Linked DNA regions of Homo sapiens: regions 2, 3, 4 and 5 are each linked to region 1. A link is a loop called in an ENCODE intact Hi-C map of the cell type or tissue named here. Cell type or tissue: dorsolateral prefrontal cortex. All regions are shown on one strand.

Region 1 (5,000 bases):
GGCCTCCCAAAGTGCTGGGATTACAGGCGTGAGCCACCGCGCCCGGCCGCCATTCCCCTATTTCTTTCCCTCTCTTTAGGCCTTTCTATTCTCTAAGGCACAGCAATATTGATTTTAGGCCAATTAATAACCCTGCAATGATTTCTAAGTGTTCAAGTGAAAGAAAGAGTCATGCATCTTTCAATTTAGGTGGAAAGTTAGAAATGATTAAGCTTAGTGAGAAAGGCATGTCCAAAGCTGAAATAGGCTGATAGCTAGTCATCTTGTGTCAAATGGTAGCCAAGTTGTGGATGCAAAGGAAAAGTTTCTAAAGGAAAAGTGCTATTCTAGTGAAGACCCGAATGATAAGAAAACAAAACAGATTATTGCTGATATGGAAAAAGTTTTAATTGGAGAGAAGATCAAACCAGCCACAGCATTACCTTAAATCAAATTCTAATCCAGAGCAAGGCCCTAACTCTCTTCAATTCTGTGAAGGTGGATAGAGGTGAAATGGCTGTAGAAGAAAAATTGGAAGCTAGCAGGAAGTTGGAAGAAGAAAACCTCACAAAAAAAAGTTGGTTTCTGAGGTTTTACGGAAAGAAGCCATTTCTGTAACATAAAAGTATAAGATAAGGCTGCAAATGCTGATGGAGAATTTGCAGTAAGTTATCCAGAAGACTTAGCTAGCTAAGATCATTGATGAAGATGGCTACACTAAACAACAGATTTTCAATGTAGTTATAAAAGCCTTGAAAGATGAAAAATCTTGAAAGAAGATGCCATCTAGGACTTTCCTAGATAGATAGAAGTAGAAGTTAGTGTTTGGTTTCTAAGTTTCAAAGATTGGCCCTCTTATTAGGGGCTAATGCAGCTGGTAACTTTAAGTTTAAGCTAATGCTCATTTAGCATTCTGAAAATCCTGGGGCCCTTAAAAATTAAGCTAAATTTACTCTGCCAGTGGTCTATAAATAACAGAACAAAGCCTGGATGACAGCACATTTATTTACAGAATGGTTCACTGAATATTTTAAGCCCACTGTTGAGACCTACTGGTCCCTTGAGATGGAGTCTACACCTGAGGGAGATGCTATGAAAATTGTTGAAATAACAACAAAGGATTTAGAATATTACAGAAACTGAGTTGACAAAGTAGCTGCCTAGGTTAAGGGGACAGAATCCAGTTTTGAAAGAGGTATTATGTGGGTAAAATGCTATCAAATAGCGTCACATTCTACAGAGAAAACTCTTGTGACAGGAAGAGTCAATCTATGCAGCAAACTTCATTGTTGTCTTACTTGAAGAAATTGCTACAGCCACCCTAGCCTTCAGCAACCCCTACCCTGATCAGTCAGCAGGGATCAGCACTGAGGCAATACCCTCCACAGGCAGAACAGTTAAGAGTCACTGAAGGCTAAGATGATTGTTAGCATTTTTAGCAACAAAATATTTTTAAATTAAGATATTTACATGGTTTCTTTAGACATAATGCTATTGAACATTTAATAGACTACCATATAGTGTAAACATAACTTTTATGTGTGCAGGGAAACAAAAAAATTATGTGACTCGCTTTATTGTGATATTTCCTTTATTGCAGCTTTCTGGAACAGAACCCACAAGATCTCTGAGGCATGCCTGTCCTTAATTTACCCTAATCATGGAGGTGCTTTTTATTTGTTTTAAAAGAAAGGAACATCATATTAATATAACCACTGAACTCACATAAATACAATATGTTCTTCAAATTTCTCTACATGGAATAAGAATAGAGCTTGCAATTTTTTTTTTGTATTTAACTGATAGTGTTTATGGATAGCATTTAACTGATAGCATTTTCAGAACAATGGGTTGAGTTGAGGGGTGCTGTGGCAACCATTATATGGAGCCAGGCTACTGATCTGTACACAGAATGGCCTCCTAGTCTTGGCAAAGCTTTGAACCTCATGAGTGGGCCAGCTAATAGAACACGCCAAGAGACCATAGTCTAGCTGCTGCTGGAGAGCTTATATTGACTGCTGACGTTGATAATTATTCTGTTAACTTATATCGAGAAATACTTCCTCTCTAAAACCCCTAACACAGAGCAAGAATTATAATATCTACATCATTTTAGTACATTCCACAAAATAACAAGTCATGTACTGTATGAGTTAACTGTTCCATGTCCTCTAAGCACTTAGGTGGAAACTTGGTGACCCCCAAATATACTGGAAAATATTTTTTTCCCTGAACTTTTCTGTAAGAATTCTTAGAAGGTAGAGTGTCTGATTAATATTCTAGCATAGCAATACAAGTTTAGAGCCCTTAGTTGTGTGGAAAATATCTTAGGAGAAAACTGTCACAGAGATTTAACCCTTGGGATAGTATTTAGAGTGGAAACAAAATAATTACCTAGAGTGTTAGAACATTTTCCTGATCTTAAGTTTCTTTGAAAATAATATATTTTGAGGTCAGTAAGTCAGAGACTTCTAAGAAATAATCGAGAGGACCCAAGTTTGATGCTCACTGGCTGTTGCTTACAATTTTAAACAAGATAGTGATTAAGCTCTGTACAAAAAAATATAAAGCTATATCATTAGAAGAAGCTTTGTCTTGGGTTCGTGAAATGTTTTGAAATAATGTTTGCAATGAGTAAACTAGTTTCATATTGGCATTGTGATATAAAGCCTTCTTTAAAACAAATAAGCAAACAAACAAACACATACCCCTTAGGCTTGATACGTGTAAATGGTAGTTTAGAAGATGCCTTCCTTTTAAATCCTATTTGGCCAGAGAAAAAGGCTGCAGTTCTACACATTTCCAGCAGGGGTCAATATGCTTTCATCATTACTGAATGCTCAGTGAGCAAGCAGCAGAAGTGTTGATCCTAATTGGAGCAGACACAAGGATCTTCTATAATCCTCTGACATCCTTTTCAAATAATAATTCTTAGGTGGGTGGTGGGCTGGTGGCTGCAATGCCAGTGCAGGCTTCTCTACAATGAAGCCTAACCATTGTCAATTATTTTTGATGTATGCTAGCTTAACTTAAGTCTCTTCTTCCTGGCTTTTCCAACCCACAGAAGGGTATTCTTCCTCCTAATTATTGTCACAGTACCTAGGATGGTCAGAACAAGTGTGTTATTTTGGCTTGATGTGCTCTCCAAAACCCATTCCTTTCCTTTCCTGCCTCTCTGTGCTCTTCCTACAAAGTACGAAGAGCAAGCATATACTTTCAGTCAAATATCTGAGGAGTATTTTACTTATAACCTTAATTGCCATAGTCATTGGACTTTAACTCATTAAATGCCAGCATTTGGAGGCAACTGGAGATATGATAATGAGTATATATGATTATAGTTGCATATATATAGCTTCCAGTAGGTTAATAATTGGGACTAAATCCTCCTCCACCCACACACTTTCTAATAATTTGTTCAGGGGCTCTGCCAGCCAGTGATATTCAGGGAACAAATTGTCATCCTTTATGTGCATTTTAAAGACTGGCGTTTGCTGGAGACTCACACTGTCGTGCAGAAGCTTGAGTTCTCTGAGTCAAAAAAAAAAAAAACAAAAAAAAAAACAATGTATGTCCTGCCCCACATTCGTAAGCTCATATTTTACTCTCCTTGGCCCTGACTACAGCCCTTTCTGCTGAGCGGGGAAGCGAATGTCTCTGTGTAGAGACATTTTCAGAAATCCGATTCTGGAGAGCTGAGGAGTGTTGCGGCAGGAATGTATTACCAGGACACTTAGAAGGTGGTTAACTGCTTGAGTGCTGCTGCCTGCACTAGAGAGAGAAGGGAGGGACCGCAGTTGTAATATAGCTCCAGCTCCACTCAGCTTAGCCAAAGTGGGGTTTTAAAGCGGTGCCCTCATATATCTCTGTAGGTAGTCGGGGGTGGGGGTGTCATTTGCAAGGTAAAACATAGGTAAAAAGTAAGGACAGAGTTAGCACGGCAAAAGCAGCAGTTATTTATCTTGAACTAGGTTCACAGGGATTGAGATAATTTTCCACTTATATAGAGCTTGAGAGGCTCCTAAAAATAAATATTCTATCACAGATTTCAGTCAGATAGAAAGGAATATATTCATTCCTACATGTAGGTACATTTTAAATGTTCTCTTTAAAATTGTGGAGATTTCTTTTGCTTTCAGAGATTACCAGTACCCTTTAATGAATCAATAATAAAAACAAATTCATTTATCTCTGTTATTTGCAAATCTTGCTTTAAAATTCATATTTAAGCAAAGCAAGTGATGAAATTCTTTGATGGGACTACTCCTTATCTCCTTTACTTTAATTCTATGTTTACTTTAAAAACAAAACTTACATACCTTCCTCAAATTTAGAGTAAGGTATGAGGCATAAATGTAAGTTGATGGAGAGGACAGCAGCTATTTCAGCTTGGGTCTGACAGCCATCTGACAGGTGATACTCTATGTCTCTGACGGATAGTCAAGAGAAGCTGGGAGGAATTTTGAGCTCATTCTTGGCAGTTGCAGCAGCAGATTAATTTATTTTTTTTAAAGGTCATCGTTAGCATGAATGGAAAAATGGGTTGGATGCCTAATAATGCATCTCTTAAAAGAAGCATATATTTATTTAGTCAAGACGTATTTATTGAGTGCCTACTATATGCCAGACACTGATAGAACTATTGGGCTATATTGATGAATAAGATAGGCAAGGGCTGTATTCTCATGGGGCTTACATTCTGCTTGTTAAAATACACATGCTTTGAAAGTGTATAAGTATATGTTCTAAAAAAAACTTCAGTGCATTTTTATTTCCTCATTTCACACATTTGCTTCTTCATATTTAAAATGTAGGCTGAAACACTCCTTATATTCTTTGAAGGTGAAAAAAATATATCACTGCAGGGTGAACTACAGAATTTCAGTGACTACAGAAGTGCTTCAAAACCTAAATTGGGAACAGAGTGGATGTAAAATGGTTTACAAATAATTAGCAGATTAGGATGCTTTTTAGTTACTGCGTCCATTCATAAAACTGAGCAAAGTGTGTCTGGAGCAGCT
Region 2 (5,000 bases), 850 kb after region 1:
AGTAATAATTGTACATATTTAAGGGGTACAGAGTGACATTTCCGTCCATGTATACAAAGTGTAATGATCAAATCTGGCTAATTAGCATATCTACCACCGTGAATATTTATGATTTCTTTTTGTTGTGAACATTCAAAATCCTCCCTTCTAGCTTTTTGAAAGTCCATACTAAATTAGTGTGAACCATATCCATCCTACAGTGCTGCAGAACAATATAACTTACTCCATCCATCTAACCCTAACTTTGTATTAGCTAACCAACCCCTCTTTAGCCTCTCCTCTTTCCCACCCTTCGCAGCCTCTAATAACCAGAACTTTACTCTCCATTTCTATGAGCTCAATTTTTTTTAGCCTCCACATATGAGGGAGAACCTGTGGTATTTATCTTTCTATGCCTGGCATATTTCACTCATAAATGTCCTCCAGGCTCATCCGTGTTGTTGTGAATGACAGGATGTCATTCCTTTTTATTGCTAAATAGTATTCCATTGGGTACATATACCACATTTTTATTATTGATATATCCACTGATGGATATTTAGGTTGATGCCATATTTAGGCTATTGTGAATTTTCTAGGATTTTGAACTCTCTATTGAAAGATCTAGGTTTTTAAATTTATGTTTAAACATTATTATTTTTAACTACAAATATATATTTATGTCAGTAAATCAGTTGTGGTATGTATTTAGTGAGGGTATACTCTTTTCCTGAGGGTTTTATTTTTAAAATATGGATTAAAACTGACACAATCATAAATCTTAAATACCACATTCATGTTTCACAAAAAATAATTTTCCAATGATTTGCTTAACAAAAGACAAAACAATATTGTAAACTGTCAAAGAAGAAAGCAATCACAGTTCCACTGGGAGACAAAAGTGTCTTTCTTCTCTAAATACTGAAGCAATATCTGTACAATATCAAATGCATTTAAAAGGCTAATCAGACAGTTGCCATGATGGGAACAGAAGAGCCTACTTTTCTTCTTTCAAAATCCTGGGTAAGCCACAAATGAAAGGAAATGGAGTATCAGGGATAAAAATGGTTAAAATGCCTTTTTATAGCCTTTCCATTTTCTTTTGAAAAACATTTTAGGATGTAATAGTTAGTATTCCTAAAAGGACTTAAAATACTTATTAATTATAATAAATAAACCAAGCACCATGAACCCAGTTCCTAATTTTCAGAGTGCACAAGCATAGCATTGTTGATGCTATTTCTGGAATTTCTTTCTATTTTCATTTCAATTTTTTGTGATGACATCTTAGGATGGGGGACAGATCACTGATTTCCCTCAAGAAGAATCTTTATTTACTGGGTAACTTTTGCAACAAGTAATACATCAAAAAGAGGGAGCTATGTGTTTCAAGATACAAACAGGTATGATGGAGCAAGTTTTCGATAAATAACTGGCTAGATTATTTTAATTTCTGAACAGCCTAAGATTAAGATGCCCTATCATTATGCCACATTTCATTGTTCTTTCCTAATGGTTTACCTTAGAAAAGGTGCTCAAAATAAAATTGATGCAGTCCATAAATATTAAATGAATTATTTCCATATGCCAGGCACTGTTGCAGGTGGTCAATATGTAAACAGTAATAAATGAGACAGATGTAGCCCCATTCTTATAGTGCTGACATTTAAATAGCACACAACAATTGAATATTTAATGCCCCTAAAGAGGTAGACAAGATTCAAAAGAAAGTAAATAATGGAATGATATATTTTTACATTAGTAGAGTTAATAAAGTAGAATATCAAAAAGAGTATACTTAATTAAATTAATTAATAATTCCTCCCTCCACCTCTTGCTCTTTCTCTTATTTTTTACATATTATCTCTTTCATATTTACTCATAAATAATGAATTTGGTATGTATTACAAATGAAAAAATGCTTTTCCCTTACAGTTAAGTTATAAATTTGTAAATAACCTCAGAAACATGAGCAAATTTGTTACAGGTAAAATGAGTGAACATCACAGTTCTTTTCACTGAATTTCAGAAAAATTTATAAAGTCATCTATATGTGAACAATATTTTAAATGACTTGTAAGGACTGTCTAGAGGAACATAAAGAGTCTCATTTACTCATAGATGCTGATGAATCAATTTATCCCCAAGGCAATGATATTAGTATGTCACCTCTATAGATCGTCCTAGATGATTTGGCATATATTAAAAAAAAAGTGTACTCTTTCCTTATTGATTAGGAATTGATTCCTTATTGAATAGGCTATGTTAAAATTAGCATATCTAATCAATTATTTAATCCAATGAAAAATAATGGGAAATATACTAAAATGTTGTCTCTGCTAAAAATAAAAAAAAAATCAAGAGGAAAGTTATTTCTCACCAACTGCTTTTCTTTATAAAGAATAGTTCCAATACTTAGTGAATGATGGAAGAATTAGGCCATCTGCTGGCAAGTGGCAAACAGGCAACCTTTACACATCCAAACTCAACTAAAGCCACCTCAATGGTACTTAAGGGACTGAGGGAGTTGATTAGAAAAGGGAAGCATTATTTTTCCTTGTCCACATTAATTGGTAATCTTTCACGTTTAATATTTTCAATCGCAGTGATTTAACTTCATAACTTTAAACACTTTTAATAGTGGTAAGGGGCTACAACAGTAGGTAGTTATAACTCTATGGCATGCATCATTTATTTATTCACCAATATTGATTGATAGTCTGCTATGTATAAAGAAGGTTGTAAACATTAGGGACAGAGCAATATACACGACACCTTTCTTACTCTCACAGAACTAATATTTTAGATAGTCAGTTGTTTAATTAACATGCTAAATCTTAATTTTTTGAAGAGTGGAGTAGGCCAGGCGCGGTGGCTCACGCCTGTAATCCCAGCACTTTGGGAGGCCGAGACGAGCGGATCACGACGTCAGGAGATCGAGACCATCCTGGCTAACATGGTGTAAACCTCGTCTCCACTAAAAATACAAAAAAATTAGCCAGGCGTGGTGGCGGGCGCCTGTAGTCCCAGCTACTCCGGAGGCTGAGGCAGAAAATGGTGTGAACCCAGGAGGTGGAGCTTGCAGTGAGCCGATATCGCGCCACTGCACTCCAGCCTGGGTTACAGAGAAAGACTCCATCTCAAAAAAAAAAAAAAAAAAAAAAATAGTGGAGTAAACTGAGCTATATAGTTTCATAGTTTATACTAGATTCTACTTTTTTTCAATTTGGTTTCTAGAGAGAAAAACAATAATTCTTGAATCTCTGTTCTGGAAAATACTAGCTCATCATTTTGTCAGCCAATGTCAACCAAATTGAATAAATGGTGCTAAAATGCACTTCTGAGGATTCTTGGCCCTTATACATTTGACTGACTCTAATTCCAGTGATCTTCTCAAATTGTAGTAATCCATGGAAATGATAAATCTCCGTTAGCAGGGATTTTTTTTTTAAGTAGGCTTTCCTTGAAGCAATAACAAATGACTCTCCCTTCAATATGAAGGACAGAACAAGCATTCCAGCCTTGAGGATGTTTGCATCGGGTCATCCTAAATATAATGCATTGATGTTACTGCTGAAGCTTCTGCTAATACTACTGAACCTGTTATCCAGGAAAATTAAGGACTTCAATTTTCCAAGAACTTCAATTTGGCACCATTCCCAGGATTTTACTTGCACACACATACCACCACCCTTGCAGGTTCATTTCTAGTTCGTAAAACTCTGCGAAAGTAACAAATTATCTAATTAATATCCAAATTGCCTAATTAATACCCGAATCACCCAGTTAATATCAATTCTGAAACAGTTTTATTTCGTTTCTGTCAACATCTTTCTTCATGTAATTCTTTACGGTCTACTCCCTATTCCCATTTTTCTCTATAGATTTCATTCACAAACAACTTATGTTTCAACCATATAAGTTAATACATCTCTTTTATTCTTTCATCTAAATGGCACTAAACTTACTTCAAATCTTTATTGTTTGATTGCAATGGGCTTCTGAAGCCACCACAACATGCAGACCAAAAGAAGAGAAAGAAGGGAGATAGGATCCCCCAGGAGAATTTGTCTCTCAGGTTACATTTACATATTTAAAGGAGAAATATTTTCTAAGAGGTGCCACCTTCAAATATGTACTGGACCATGCCCGAAATCAAGAAATTAAACCTTTGAGATTTTTATTTTTAGTGAGCGAGATTCTGAGGCAGAAAAGATAACAACCACCAGAGTTATCTTCCTAAAACAGAAATGCAGGACTTTCAATATCCTTACATTGCCTATAAGGATTCAGACAACCATCCTTGCAGACTACATGCAGCCCACCTATTCTCCTAGCTTGTCCAAGGCACAGGAATAAGGAAAGAAGGGCTTCACAGAAAACATATACCTTGGAATCAAAAAGAGTCTTAAAACACCACACACACACACACACACACACACACACACACACACACACCTTATTCCAAAGCAAGAACATCTTTCCCAGTGATTAAGGCAGTGGTGTTGGGCATTGGATGCTGGGCATTGGAGGAGGAATTGCCTCAAGGGAGGAGCAGAACTGCACTTCAACATAACTAGGGCTTCATCTCAAGATGGTGGTGCTCATATCTCTCCAGGGTAGTGCAGTGTAGCACACTAGGGTATGAGTGAGGATGGTGCTGCTCTGCGTTAATAATTGAAAAGTGCCCATGGTTAAGATGTGACTTTTATGGGCCTTGAAGATAAAGATTATTTTAACTATGGGGACAGGAGGCAGGTTGGCTGAATGCAATGGGCTATGTCTCATGGATTTCTCAATGCTCTGTGTTGTTGTTGACACACATGTATTCTGCTATTAAAACATTGTATTATTTTGGATAAGGCACTTCACTTCTCTGAGTCTGACTTTTTCTGTTAGATAAAGATGATTGTAATACCTATTTCTTGGAGTGGCTTTGAGAAAGGGGTGAACTAATGCACGAGGATACGCGTTGTGTTTTAAAGCACTATACAAAGGTAAAATATTAAGCACTAGAAAGC
Region 3 (5,000 bases), 460 kb after region 1:
ATGCAAGGATCCTGAGACCCCAACACTGCCTAATTATAATGCCAGACCAGAAAACTTCCCCAGACTTCTACAGGAAAGAGAAATAAACTGTCTGCAGTGTTCTGTTTTTATGTTTTTAAAGTGTTTAAACTGTTTTTATGTTCTGTATTTAGGGTGTATTCTCAAGGTCTCTCTCTCTTCCTCTCTCTCCCCCAAACAGGTATTCCAACTAATAGTGTGAGAGCTGAATTTCAAATTCAAATCGGGTTTAAGAGCCAAAGCTTTTAAACACTGTAATACGTCCAATTAAAAGTGTTGTTTGGTAGGATTATCAAGATTATTTCTGATTTAGGAATTTTTCCAGTTAGTAATTTATATCCATAGAACTGTTAGATCAACTAACTTTGGCAAATAAAAACAACAAATAGAAGATAAATATTGGCCGGTTACAGTGGCTCACGCCTGTAATCCCAGCACTTTGGGAGGCCGAGGTGGGCAGATCACAAGGTCAGGAGATAGAGACCATCCTGGCTAACATCGTGAAACCCTGTTTCTACTAAAAATACAAAAAAATTAGCCGGGCATGGTGGTGGGCACCTGTACTCCCAGCTACTTGGGAGGCTGAGGCAGGAGAATGATGTGAACCCGGGAGGTGGAGCTTGCAGTGAGCCAAGATCGTGCCACTGCACTCCAGCCTGGGCAACAGAACAAGACTCCGTCTCAAAAATAAATAAATAAATATATATATAAATGAATAAATATTGTAGGAGAAAGTATAGGCTCTACTAATTTTTTTTTCTGAACTAATTTTCCTTAATTACTTAACTTGCTAGAAATATGCAAAATATCACATGGTTAGCTGATCTGTTTCATCGCCTTCACTTTATACATTTGGTTAATATTTATTCCTTCAAATATCTCTGTATTGTTTCCTGATTGTGGGTGTCCATCTATTTCTTTTTTTTTTTTTAATAATTTCTAATTTCTTAGAGTTCTTATACTGTTCCTTGCCCTGCCTCATCAATATTAGATAACTTCAAGCTCTCAAATGACTCCAAGAATTTACAAATCACTCCTATAAATATGCTCAATTAATCTAAAGTAGTTGGCAAGTAAAACTTTAAATAAAAAATGTACATCCAAAAATATGTGGAGACTTCCAGTTTCTGATTTAAGATAGAAGTAATTTGGAAGTAGTCACTCCCATCATCACAAGAGAAATGGCAAACAAGCTGAAAATCAATAAATCTTAGGTCCATCAGAGAATTGAGGTCACAGAGAAAACTGCTATCTCAAAACTGGAGAAACAGGTGAATTCAGAGAATCACAGCTTACTGGGAACAGAAGCCACTTCTGGGTTCTAATAGTAACAGTTAAAGGGTAATTGACTACTTGCCAGAGATTGTGTGTGTATTGATTTGAGAAATTAAAAGTCAAAACCCAAAACAAACAAACAAAAACTCCTGGGGACTCAATCTTAGGGGGAAGGGGGAGCATATGCTTTTGTGCATTTTACCTCCAAGAGCCCCACCATATTCTCAGAGTGAAAAATAAGAGATATATGCATTCATGCTTCTGGCAGGGAAGGGGGAAAGTAACTATTCTGAAATAATCCTAGAGTGCTCTCTTCTCCTAAAAAATTACCTGCCCACAAGGAAAACTATTTTAGCAGAGCCTAATTGACTGAGTTTTACCAGCACCTAATCAACCTGAAAAAGAGAAATACCCAACACTAGTCCCCTTGAGTTTTCCTGTCTCACATGAAGAGGGGAAGTAAAAAGGCTGAGAAGTGCTTGTAAAAGTTACAGCCCAAGGACACAGACTCCTTAGAAGACCAAGATCTAACAGTAAGGTGGTAGTATCTTCCTGCCATCTTACCACCACCTCAACACCACCGCAATCAAGCTCCTGTATATTAATGGGGGATTATCGCTGAAAGAACTTCAAGCATCAGACCCTATTTAAGAAGGAGTCTTTAGGAAAATCCACAGGCAACAGGGGAAACAAAAACAAGGTCACTAGAAGAAATATTAGCCTCTGACACAACAGCTACAGCAAACAGTAAATATAACCCAACTCAGCTGGCTAAATATAAAGGATCACATTTAAGTCCTGTGTAGTTTGGTCCTTTTACCCAGTATAAAGTCTGGCTTTCAGCAAAAAATTACATGGCATACTAAAAAAAAAAAAAAAAAAAATCATAGTCAGAAGAGACCAAATAAACTTTAGAATCAGACTCAGATATGGCAGAGATTTTGGACTTTATCAGCCTGGAAATTTAAAACAACTATTTCTGTCATTTCAGCCAGTTCAGCCAGGTTAAGAACTCTTGTTGGAATCTGGCGCGGTCGTTTGGAGGACATATGATACTCTGGCCATTTGAATTACTGGAGTTCTTGTGTTTGTTCTTTCTTATTTCTGCATGTGGGTGTTCCCTTAACTTCAGTGTTGACTGAGTACCGTTAATAGACTTATTTTCTGGATGTTTTTACAGGGCGGAGGCGTAGCCAACAGATGGCAATTCTAAGAAAGAATCAAAAGGAAATGGTAGAAATAAGCCACACTGTAATGAAATGAGCAATGCCTTGGATGGGCTTATCAGTAGTAGCCTTGTCATGGCCAAGGAATAAAATCAACGAGTTTGAATATATGTCTCTAGAAACTCCTCAAATTGAAAGGCAGAAAGAATCAGGAAAATACATATATGAAGAAAACTATAAAACTTTGTTGAGAGAAAACCAAAGAACTAAGAAAATGGTTCTAAGAACTACTTATTCTTAGTTCTTAGTTTTAAGAACTAAGAAAAGCTATTTCATGCTTATAGATAGGAAGGCTCAATATTGTCAATATATAAGTTCTTCCAGCATTGATCTATAGATTCGTATACATCTTGCACAAATGGTACTGTGTTTTCAGTTTCAAATTCCACTTGTTCATTGTTGGTATATACAAACTTTTGTATATTAGCCTTGTATCCTAAAACCTTGTGATAACCACTTAACAAACTCTTAAATACCAACAATAGGAAAACAAACAACCTCATTTTAAAAATGGGCCAAAGACACAGAACTCCCACCAAAGAGGATATTTAGATGGCAAACAAGCATATGAAAAGATGATCCACATCATATGTCATCAAGGAAATGCACATTTAAAAAATTGATATACTACTACACAATAATTAGAATAGCTGAAATCCAGAACACTGACAACACAAAATGCTGGCAAGGATCTGGTGGTACAAGAACAACTCTCATTCATTCCTGTTGAGAATGCAAAATGCTTTCAGCCACTGTGGAAGGCAGTTCGGCAGTATCTTACCACAATACATATACTCTTGCCATACCATCTAGCAATTTTGCTTCATAGCATTTATATAATGCACTTAAAAACTCATGTCCACACACACAAGAAACCTGTACATGGATGTTTACAGCAGTTTTATTCACAGTTCTCAAAACTTGGGAGCAACAAAGTTGTCCTACAATATGTGAATGAATACATAAGCTTTGGTACCTCCAGACATCCAGACAATGGAATATTATTCAGTGCTAAAAAGAAATGAGGTATCAAGCCTTGAAAAGATACAGAAGAAACTTCAGTGCATAATAGTAAGTAAAAGCAGCCAATCTGAAAAGTCAACTTATTGTATGATTTCAATTATGTGACATTCTGGAAAAGGCAAAACTCTGGAGACAGTAAAACAAATAATGGTGGCCAGGGGTTAGGGAGAAGGGAGGGATAAATACACAGAGCACAGATAATTTCCAGGACAGTGAAACTATTCTATATGACATTATAATAATGCATGCATGTGCTTATAAATTTATTCAAACCCAAAGAATGTACAACAATAAGAATAAACCTTATGTGTCAATTTAGGTATATAAATAGTAATAACTGCATCACTCGGTGGTAAGATGTTGATAATAGAGGGAGCTATATAGGGACGGGAGCATGGAATATATGAGAAATCTATGTATCTTCCTATTAATTTTGTGTGAACCTAAAACTGCTCTAGAATTAAGTTTACTCTTTAAAAAAAGAAAAAATTAAAGTATTAATTGTATAGAAAAATATGTGAATGTGTATTTTTATTGTAAGCTCAAAGAAATGTAAAAATTGCTATAATGTAATCCAAACCTTATAAAGTGGAAAAATTCACTGCATTGTTAAATTCTATATTCTTTCTTGCCCTTTTATTCATAGATATCATTTAAATTATATGTTTGGTAATATTAAACAATACTGATTTTTAGGGTGTTTGAAATATGCTTATTTTTAAGACTTCTACAACTATTCTTGAAAAAATATTAATATAGTCCCTGCTGTACCTCTATGTGGTGCGTCTTTATCTTTCACAAAGATTATTATTATACTTTAACAAATATTCTTCCAATATTTGTGTTTTACAGGCTAGTGCTAGAATTATTTGGATTGCCTCTGAGAGGAAAGTGGCAAGCCTACTTCTCAACTGCTATAATATGTACACTGCTATAATATGTAGAGTGGTGGAGGCTATAAAGTATTTAGGTTCTAGTCAGTTGGTATGGATATAATTCTTGAATCTCTGTCAAATGGCTTCATAAATAACTATTGCTAAGTCAGTTTGGCAAAATGATATTGATAATTATTAGCAATTCATGGCACAGCAGTCAGTTTAATGCTATAATAACGAAGGTCTGCATAAGCCAGCTAATACCACTTCTCTATTTATTACAATCCTTTTGTTTGTTTGTTTGTTTGTTTGAGATGGAGTCTCGCTCTGTCATCCAGGCTGGTGGAGTGCAGTGGCGCCATCTCGGCTTACTGCAAGGTGCGCTTCCTGGGTTCATGCCATTCTCCTGCCTCAGCCTCCCTAGTAGCTGGGACTAGAGGCGTTCGCCACCATGCCTAGCTAATTTTGTTTTTGTATAATTTATATGACGTAACTGCAAATACTTTAAAACCAAACCTTAACAATTTTTAAATATTTCCCTACCTTTTCTCTCTCCCTCTCTCTCTAGTATTTATATTTATTT
Region 4 (5,000 bases), 800 kb after region 1:
TATTTCACTTAGCATAATGAAATTTTCAAAGAACTAGTACTCTAAAACCTGTCTGGTTTTAGGAGTACATTTGATGAGATGTAGTTTTTTCTCTGTTATTATTATTGAACATATAGTTGATTATAATAAATTCCCCAATATTTGGTCCCTAAATCAGTTTCAAATTCTTAGTATTAAAAAAATGAAGTTGATATGATTGATTAAAAACAAATTATAAATTGAAAAACCATAAATTTATAAAATAAATTAGAAAAATGCAGTTATTAAAAGAAAACCTTAGAGATGCTGTGTCTGATTAATATTTGTATACTTTCAATCTTTGTACACTTTTGTGGCAGAGATTGCTAATTGCCTTATCAATATTCATTACCCTTTTCTTCTATTAAAAAAATAGGCATTATAATTGAAGCTATGGCAACGAACCATGACATTTCCAGTCTCTTTTCTTGCCGGGTAGGGTCACATGACCAATTCTGGCCAATGGTATATGAGAAAAGTTGAAGTGTGCAACCTCTGAAACTTGCTTGCCCTCAAAAGAAAAGGAGCATACAAAGTATTTTCTTCTTGTTTTACCCTTCCCACAGGCTGTAAGGTAGATACTAACTGATTTCAAGCAAGCTGATGAGGTAAGAGTCTAGAGATGGCAGAACAAAAGGAATGAAAGTGTTTTGTGTCCCTGACACCTCTAGGGCACCTTACCAATCCCAAACCACCAGAAGAGTTTCATCACAAAGAAATTAATATTAATCTTGTTTCAGTCAATATACTTTAGGATACCTTGTTACTGTGGCTTACACTACATCCTAATGTAACTTAATTTTAGTACTGTGAAGAATGTGATTTCTCATAAAGTTTTTAGGATGTTTGAGCATGGTCATTCTTGTGTTTTTTCCTCAGTAGACTAGTAAGTGTCAGTAGTATTTTAGAACCAGATTTGTCTACAGTTTATTTCACGCTAAAGCTCTGATAACTGAGATATATGCTAAATATAATTATTACTTTGTAAAATAGAAGTGATACGATAAAATAATTTTTATGTTTGTCCAAAAATGTTTGCCACCCATTAATGATATCAGACCGTACTGATGAAAATTTTGTTAATTTGAAGAAACTTTCAGGCATTTCTTCGCCCCATCCTCTCTTACACCTCTCTCAACGGCTTGCTAAGAATTTTTACCACGTATTCGTACATTTACAAAATAAGAACTTTGACAGCACAGGAATTGCAGACAATGAAGGGTGTATTCTAAAGGCCTTTTCAGGATGCATAAGCTTCTCAATGGTAGAGCAAGTTTTATTCACTGTCATTCTACATCAGATGTAGAAACATAGTTGGTATGAAACAGTGTAATGTGATTTATTACTATAAAAGAAATTATAGCATAAATATAAGGGGTGTTGTTAAAGTATTTAGATATAAAACTACTTATTTTGCTTCTGCTTTGACTTTCTGATTTCTTATAATGGTGTAGTCTATAATTCCTTTCACTACTCTTTCTCTTTTCGTGCATTATCCCAGCAAGCTTTTAAGTTATCTATTGCTAAATGAGAAATATTTAGTAGCATGCGAGACAGTCACTGTTCTTTTTATGATAACTAACCTTCATGTAAAAATCTCCTTTTCCAGGTTTTTGTTTATTTCGATTGTAACTTGCCTTTGAAGCTCTTCACTTGCTTAATAATGTTAGTTCTTTCTGAGACATAAAACAAACAAAAAACATCCCGCAAAAAAGAGCCTACTTCCTTTGTTTGTGTTTTAAATAACTAGGCATTTGTGAGGCTTTTAAAAACACTATTTAAGTTTCTTAATAATAAAATTCTTCTAAGATTCCCATTTACTTTCCTTTTAGATTTTCCATGGTACATGTGATGCTGTATAATAAAAGAATTGGAGGCAGGATTTCTAATGAGTTAGATTGGATTGAAGCATGACAGGGACAGGGGTTGTCTCTCAGAACACTTCTCACAGGCTGCAGGCTCTGAGGCCAATACTGGGAGGGAGCATATCAGGAGGGGTCTGCCCCCTGGTGGATTCCAGCAGAGAATTTCTGATTATGTCTATTATTTCAAAAATAGATCTTCTCTTCCACTCCCTGACGTTTGTCAAATTTGAATTCTTGTGTGTTTCTGAAGCTGATAATATTAATTTTAATCTCTAATACTTGTTCTCATCCAGACAACTAAGAATTAATTTGGAAGTCCCCACCCAAAGAGGACAGAGGATTTGCCTGGAAAAAATTTTTCCTTCCCTCAGGCAGAAGAAAACACAGGAAAACAAATATGATCTAGCCAAAGCTATCCCTGCCTAGACATAGGTGTGTCTGAGCCAAGCAAGCATGTGGTCTCATAAAAGGTTTCCGAATGGAAGTGCTGTGAATCGCATCATACATAAGCGAGTCAGTTAATTCCCCACGGCTCAAGACATCCTCTCATTGATTTATGATGATTCTGCAGCATAGCCCACTAAATTGCTGAGGATATGCAGTGAACTCGGAGAGCTTAAAGAAATCTGCCTCATGGACAAACCTTATTTTTTTTTAATAAAAATGTTTTCCACACTCAAGATTCTACCTTTTTTTCCTGCCTGATTTTAAAATATGTACCTGAGTTTCAAGTACAGTTTGAATCATTCAGTATGCACTTTTATTTTTATAAGCATCAATATTTAAAGAAACTACTAATCTTAAGGATGATTTCTTTAGGAAGAGTTATTTTCCTTTCCATCCTTTTCCCCTTCCTCTTTGACATTTTCTTTTCTACGCTTCCCCAAACATTTCTCCTTTCTAACTTAAATTTCTTTTTCTCTTTAGAGATCTAGCCTAATTGCCCTCTAGTTTTATAATAAAACAACTTCTTCTTGCCTGGAATGGTTTTCCTAATGCCTATAAATGTAAATAGCTTTTAGTGCCAGTATACTAAGTCTGTGGCTGAATGTTATACAGCCTACGATTATCATACCCCATACCTGCTTCTCAAATCTGCAGGAAATACGCTATGTCGCTATTTGAAACAGTTCTACTAAATCAGTTTTTCAATTATAACATATTTTTATACATTCAAGGCCTAGGAAACCTTACATTTAACTTAAAGAAATAGAATGAACCATTAAAGCCACAGCAAAATTTACTAGTTTAATGATGGCATTTCAAAAATTTGGTAATATGAAATGAAAACATGGACTGAAGAAAGAAAGTTTGATGATGAAAAAACAATGGATTTCCTATTCCCTAAATAGGCACAAGTTAATATTTTAGCTTTATAGAATTATTCACATTTTTGCAGCTTTCTTCTGTCTCAGCTGTTAATTAGTAGGAATAGAAATCACATCTACCTTTTTTACTCTTTGATATGGTGTATTTTATTAGTTTGAAAGACTATTAACTAGGCAATGAAAATGCAAATTTCATCCTATATAGCATCTTTCAGCCCAGAATCTAAAAGTCCTGGCTGCTTTCTTTTTTCTTCCTCACTTAGCTTTGTGCCTTGAATGGCATCTACGTGGATTTGAAAGCACTATTTTTGCCTTTACAAAACCCTGGAATCGTCCCTTGCAATCACAGGATGCATGCACTCTCTAAATAAGTCCCTGTTTTCTAAAGGAGATATTGCTTCAGGCTGTAGGATCTTCACATTGAACAAGGCACAAAGAGAAATGGACCCTATGTCTAGGCCATTCTATTCAATCATTCATTTTCAAGAAGGACAGACAAGTCAGGCAAAGGAAGAATGAACACATAAGCAAGCAGAGTACACTTGCTTTAGTTTCTATTTAGGAGAGTACACACAGGATTACTTTCATAACACACATCTTTGTCTGAGTCATAGCATTTAAAAACATTGGTAACAAAAGAATAAGGCTTTTATTGTAAGCTTTTATTTTGTCAACATATCACAACTAACCTGGCCTCCAGAAATATAAAGATATATAATCCAACAGGAAAATTTTTTTAACGTTTGATGTCATTTGTGTGAATAAGAGTTGTGTTTTTTGTCCAGTTTCAAGTATAACATATACACTAAAGCAAGATGCCAAAACTTTTCATATTATGTAAAGAAACATTGTTATAAAATAGTAGCCTAAACCAGGTGCAGTGGCATGGTGAGGTAGTCTAAGTTAAACTGGAGGCAGATGTGGGAGCATCACTTGAGCTGAGGAGTTTGAGGCCAGCTGGGCAACAAAGCAAGAACTCGTCTCTAAAAAATGAAATGAAACAAAGGAAAATTCCAAAGGCTCCAGAAATTCTATTAATAGGGCAGGATACAAAAAAATCAATGACGGAAGAAGGTTGTATAAAGTCAAATAATGTTTATTTTGATCGCTCAAACATTGATATCTATCAAAGCTCTCCTATTAACATAAATGTATAAGATGAAATATATAAAATAAATTCAAATATATTTTTATAAATATCTATCAATTATATATTAATAACCATATATCTTAGAACTCAACTAGTTCTGCTCTTTAATAACTGTATATTTTAGAAATCAATTAATTCTGTATCTGATGAGCGGGATGCCAAAAATTCCCCCAAATAAAATAAGATGTTATTCCCACATTTCATCTATTTGGGCTATCAAATTGGTACCTTTGTGTGTTTACATGATTTACATGTGACATGCTCTCAGAAATTATATTTATGTGACTGAGCAAGATGGAGTTCTCATTCAATATGACATCATTCAATTAAAAAGTAAAACAAAATCCAGTCCAGCATGTTAGTTATAATTCAAATAATTGTTCCCATTAGAATATTTCTAGATTATATCAAATAGAGAGGTATGCAGTTTCACCTAGATGAATCTAACTTTATCATAAAAATTACTGCTAAAAAATATAATACACATTTTGGGTTGGGGTAGGGGCAGACAGACAAGAAACACTAAAATACACAAAGGTAATTTTCTTCAAAGTGAGGTCAGATACATTCATTATATATAACCAAAAGTTGAGATGATATTTAAAGACCACAATAAACTAATATATTAAAAATATAATT
Region 5 (5,000 bases), 870 kb after region 1:
ACCTTTCTCCATTCCATAAGGAGTGGTCTCTACACTCCTTTTGGACAGCTCACTTTTATAATAGCTACTAGTTCAATTCTTACTAGTATTCTTTCCACACAATTTTGAATTTTGAATTGTGTGGGAAAAAGACTAGTAAGTACATTAAATTTCATAGTCATCAAACTAGAAAAATTCTCAACAGGACATCTAGTCCCTGCATCCACCTGTGGAGAAAATCTCAGATAATGGTGAAATGCCCAATAAAATTCCAGACTACTAAAATTGCCATAGGAATAATGGCTTAAATCAACTTTTTAGTTTCACTCGATTTCTTAATAGATTGGTTCATAATTAATTTCATTCTTTGTGCAGTGGAGAATATATTCATCTCATTGATAATGTTTTACATAATACTGTCCATATATACTTGGCCTTGAACTAACCAATTTGGAAAATAGGAAGAAAACATTCTCATTTCCCTGCTTTCTCTCAAACATGAAATAGTTTCTCTCTCTCTCCATGTATGTGTGTGTATATATATATGTGTGTGTATATATATATATATATATACACACACACACTCTAATACAACTTGTCTTTGTTTAAAGTCAATTTGCTAGCTAAATTAGAAAAACAAAGACAATGTGTGTATAAAATTTAATAGCAAAACAAGAATTCAAAAATGCTTATGGAATGTATATAAGAATGGAAGAAAAGGAGAAAGAAGACAAAAGCAAAAAAAAAGGATGGTGGGGAAGGGATGGGGGATGAAGAAGGAAGGGAGGGAGGAGGAAGGGAAGAAGAAAAGAAAGAAATATATTTTCAATTTATATATATGATTTCTGTAGTAGACCCATGATGATTCCTAATAGTTGAAATTATTTAAAATAACGCCTATGAATAAATTTTATATTTAGGTAGGCCAGTTCTATTTTATTTACCAATAAAGAAAGAGAAAATGATAAAATAAGAGAAGAAAATCAATCCTATTAGTGAGGAAATGAAGCTGAAATTTTCTACACTGTTTCTATGAGCCATTAAACATTTTTTAAAATTTCTCTGATTGCAGATTTAATAAAAATTTGTCTTCAGAAACTGCTGATTTTAAAATAATTTCTTACTATTGAGAATACAGCACTGCAAAGACAATACTTGTTTGGATAAATTTCTACAGAATGCTGAGATTTTTTTTTTTTTTTAAAGACCCTTCTTAGTAGCTAGCAGGGAGGAAAAATGATAACCCCTGATTTTCTCCAAACATCCACGTATCATTCCCCAACCTGGACCTGGAAATAGTTTTTATAGCTTGAAAAAAATGTCAGAAACATCTTCCGTTGAATTTAAAGGCTGTCTTCATGGTCATGTGAAAGGATTAGGAGAGCTGTGGGAACAAGCAGGTCTGGAATGTGCTTCAAAAGCTGCAACTGTAAAAGATGAGTCATGGCTGTGGGGCCAGTCAAGCTGAGACAAGAAGAGTGTTGTGCAGGCAGCACTCAGCCTTGAAGGATTTACACAATAAAAAATAAATAAAATAAGTCTGTTGCTATGAAATGCAGGCCATTGAAGGCTTAAATTTTAAAATGCTTTAATGTCTTTGTGTCTGCTTTGTTAGAAAGAAACAGAAAAATCTGTATTTCATAAATAATTTGGGTTATTGCCAATGGGGAAAGGAAACGTAGTGATTATTTTAATGGCAAATAAATTTATCGAGCTTTTTCTAAGCAGCAAGACCTCAATTATCAGTAGCAGCAAATAAAACAGCAGAAATGCCTGATAAAAGTCAGGGTAGAACTCCCTTTATCTATTCTTTATTCAAACTAAATGGGACAGTTAATGTTGTGCCTTGAGCAGGATCTTTGTAGTAAATTGGCCGTTTTCTTTTCCCCCAACACATTCTGGGATGCCTTTCAGGACAAGTAGACAAAGGAATTAGTATCTGTCCCTTTAACAGGGATTGTCTCTCTATGCCTGTCCTCCAACTCCCTGGCTATACTCCTGTCAAATGTTTTATAGGGATTAGAGGAGGAAATAGGACTAATGGATTTTCGTCTGAGACTTGATCTTCTAGTGCCATCTATTGCTGCTTTTATTTTTAACTTCCATGGCCAAGTTTTCATTAAAGGTTCAGCAATTCAGGACTATTTTTAAGTCTTAAATGATTGATTAAATTAAACACAGAGCCAATTAAATTCTCATCTCATATGGAGTGACTTTTAGCAATATTTTTCTGCTAAATATAATGAAGGAAAATGCACATATATGATCTAAGTTTGTACTGGAACTAAGGCTAGGTCATCCCAGTTCTGTTTTGTTTTCTTTAAAACCCTCCTTTTAAGTCTGAGTTATCAAGATAATTATCTCAATTATTTAATCTGAGTGACTCCATCGATATTTAATGGTCTCATCAAGATTAGATCTGCCCAAGCATCTAAGAATATTGGTGGGGAAAAATGTAGAAGTTGTAATTTCTTATTTTTCAGTAAAAATGGAATTTTATCTCATTGTGCCTAAACTTCTATTCCAAATTATTCTCTCTCCCTTCTTGTCTGCAAAAAGAGTTCTATTAGTACTAATATTTCATTTATATGAGCAAAGGGAAAAGTGGAAATGAATAACTATCTAATGTCTTTGATTGCTATAGGTAACAATTTTCCTGGGCAAGAAACCCTACCCCACCTTAATCTGACAATATTTTCTATTCTGAATTATAAAGGTAATTTTATTTATGCAGACAAAGGTAACACTGATTAAATAATCTAAATTCTAGCTTCTAACAACAGGTCATGGAAATTCTGGCTTATCCTGTCAGTTAAACATTAAAACAAAGTGTGCCTCCCATGTTAAATGCATGTGTTCAAAAGATATTTTGCTAAAGTTGTCATTCTTGACTTCTACTTGGCAATGTTTTGACAGGATATTCTCATCACGTCAAAACTAGCCGTGATTGGCCGGGCGCAGTGGCTCACGCCTGTAATCCCAGCACTTTGGGAGGCCGAGGTGGGCGGATCACGAGGTTAGGAGATCGAGACTATCCTGGCTAACACGGTGAAACCCCGTCACTACTAAAAATACAAAAAAATTAGCTGGGCGTGGCAGCGGGCTCCTATAGTCCCAGCTACTCGGGAGGCTGAGGCAGGAGAATGGCGTGAACTCGGGAGGCGGAGCTTGCAGTGAGCGGAGATCGCGCCCCTGAACTCCAGCCTGGGCGACAAGCGACAAAGGGAGACTCCGTCTCAAAAAAAAAAACAACAAAAAAACTGGCTATTATTCATGACTGTTGATCGACTGCAAAAAATAATGGTTATTCTAAAAACGATGAGAGAAGTGAAAGACCTCCTTATTTTCTTAAGAATTATTATTTCACAGGCTATTTTTTTGTTTCTTTGCTTTTTGCTTGTGTGTGTGTGTAAGTTTGGTTGTTTTTTATTAAGTGCCAACTGAGGGGAGCACACTGAAGAATAGAAACTATGGTCTGACAGGGTAAAATAAATGAACAAATCATAATGAAAAACAATTATTTTTTTTCAAGCATCTGATAGGTGTGTGTGTAATATGGGGAAAAGTCATATTGTAAATATCTTCCCAATATATCATACAAATAATTAAAACCGCCTTAAGTTGTTAGGTTTTGCAATCTTCCCTCCTTCGTCATCCTTCCTTTTTTCTTTCACAATAGTTAGAAAATTTTACATTCTAGCTCAGAATATAATACTTGAAATATATTTTCCTATTTTAAGCAATAAAAACATTAAAGAGACAAACTTTCACACTGTGGCTTAGAGAAAGATTATCAAGACTAAGAACAAGATGTGGAAATTGCTTAGAAGTAATGGCTATCTGCCACATTCTGGTGGTAAAGGATAAAACAGCAAAATGGACATAATTTTATTAAATATTTCTGACTGCAAAGGAAAATTTGTTAGAAAATAACAGGTAAATCAATCCGTTGGGGATACCATTATTATCAGTTTTATTAGAGAACCAGAAGAGGGCACTCACCTCCTGCAAAAGATAGCAAACTAACTAGAGCAAGCAATTGGATATGTCTTCAAATAAATAAAAACAAAGGATTCTAGTGTAACATTCATTATAGAGCCTTCTAGCATACTTCATGATAAATGTATAATTGATGATGTTCTATAATATCAAATAAATACTGAAAATATATACTACATTTGTATTACTTCAGTGGTAGCTCAAGACATTAAGTTGCTTTTTTTTTTAATATTACCATCCTTTTCCATGGTTTCATATTGAAATAAGGATTTGAGAATGATGTAATTTACTTGTATTTATTTGTTTTTCTTATTTGATTAAGAAGAAAAGAAAAGCTATGACTAGGTTCCAAAACTAACTACCACAATAAACAGTTGCCCAAAGAAAGTTTTTAAGATATTTTCCAGGGAATTCTCTGTCTCTGTGTCTCTCTCTTGATATTAATAGAGATATCGATAAAAGTTATATATACAGATATATGAATATGTATGTCTGTATAAATATACATATATATACATGTGTGATCTGAGCATTAAGTTAATTATCATCTAAAGTTATCCAAAACCTTGAAAAATGAAAGAAAAGTTGTATATTCTTCAGTTGTTTGGTATAGAAATTTATTAATAAAAATTAAGTCAAATTTGGTGATAGTGGTTTTATCTTTTCCTGTTGTCTTCTCATCTGCTACAAGGGTGGTGTTGAGTTGTCTCTGTTTCCCTTTCTTTCATAATCATATCATGTATTTTGAAGCTCTTATGTTTGGTGCATTAATATTTAATATTATTTTGTCTTCCATTTAAATTGTTTTTTTAATATTTGTGAAACTTTCTTCATCTCCAGAAAATTTTCTGTCCAAATTCTGGGTTCTAAAATTAATTACTACACAGTTTGACTGAAGAAAGTCTTCAGGACATTCTCTAAGGAATTCTCTCTCTCTGTCTCTCTCTTGATAGTGGTTAGATACAGATATAGATAGATACAGAAGATATATAGATATATGCATTCATAAATCAAGACCCATA

The links. Peaks named below come from ENCODE experiments on the same cell type or tissue, not always from the same donor. Only the 100,000 strongest peaks of a DNase experiment are listed, where the experiment ranks them.
Region 2: it touches region 1 in a loop (9-fold over the local background); 22 of 110 quality-filtered maps call a loop at or near these places.
Region 3: it touches region 1 in a loop (4-fold over the local background); 2 of 110 quality-filtered maps call a loop at or near these places.
Region 4: it touches region 1 in a loop (7-fold over the local background); 54 of 110 quality-filtered maps call a loop at or near these places.
Region 5: it touches region 1 in a loop (9-fold over the local background); 13 of 110 quality-filtered maps call a loop at or near these places.

What each region holds. Positions count from the first base shown.
Region 1 is chr4:104,858,504-104,863,503 of GRCh38, reverse strand. No RefSeq gene overlaps it. Among named protein-coding and RNA genes, the nearest start is that of TET2, 290 kb to the left of the region's middle. In dorsolateral prefrontal cortex, a CTCF peak has its summit at 2,784 (motif pointing right); a DNase peak (open chromatin) is centred at 2,803; H3K27ac peaks cover 1,096 bases.
Region 2 is chr4:104,013,299-104,018,298 of GRCh38, reverse strand. All of the region lies in intron 5 of LINC02503 (long intergenic non-protein coding RNA 2503), which reads right to left. Among named protein-coding and RNA genes, the nearest start is that of LINC02503, 54 kb to the right of the region's middle. In dorsolateral prefrontal cortex, CTCF peaks have their summits at 2,224 and 2,425 (motif pointing left); a DNase peak (open chromatin) is centred at 2,438; H3K27ac peaks cover 540 bases.
Region 3 is chr4:104,401,976-104,406,975 of GRCh38, reverse strand. No RefSeq gene overlaps it. Among named protein-coding and RNA genes, the nearest start is that of CXXC4-AS1, 86 kb to the left of the region's middle. In dorsolateral prefrontal cortex, no CTCF peak of the experiment used is centred here; no DNase peak of the experiment used is centred here.
Region 4 is chr4:104,062,199-104,067,198 of GRCh38, reverse strand. No RefSeq gene overlaps it. Among named protein-coding and RNA genes, the nearest start is that of LINC02503, 100 kb to the right of the region's middle. In dorsolateral prefrontal cortex, CTCF peaks have their summits at 1,820 and 2,031 (motif pointing left); a DNase peak (open chromatin) is centred at 1,998; H3K4me3 peaks cover 1,047 bases; H3K27ac peaks cover 363 bases.
Region 5 is chr4:103,993,237-103,998,236 of GRCh38, reverse strand. All of the region lies in intron 3 of LINC02503 (long intergenic non-protein coding RNA 2503), which reads right to left. Among named protein-coding and RNA genes, the nearest start is that of LINC02503, 34 kb to the right of the region's middle. In dorsolateral prefrontal cortex, a CTCF peak has its summit at 2,056; a DNase peak (open chromatin) is centred at 1,426; H3K4me3 peaks cover 892 bases; H3K27ac peaks cover 723 bases.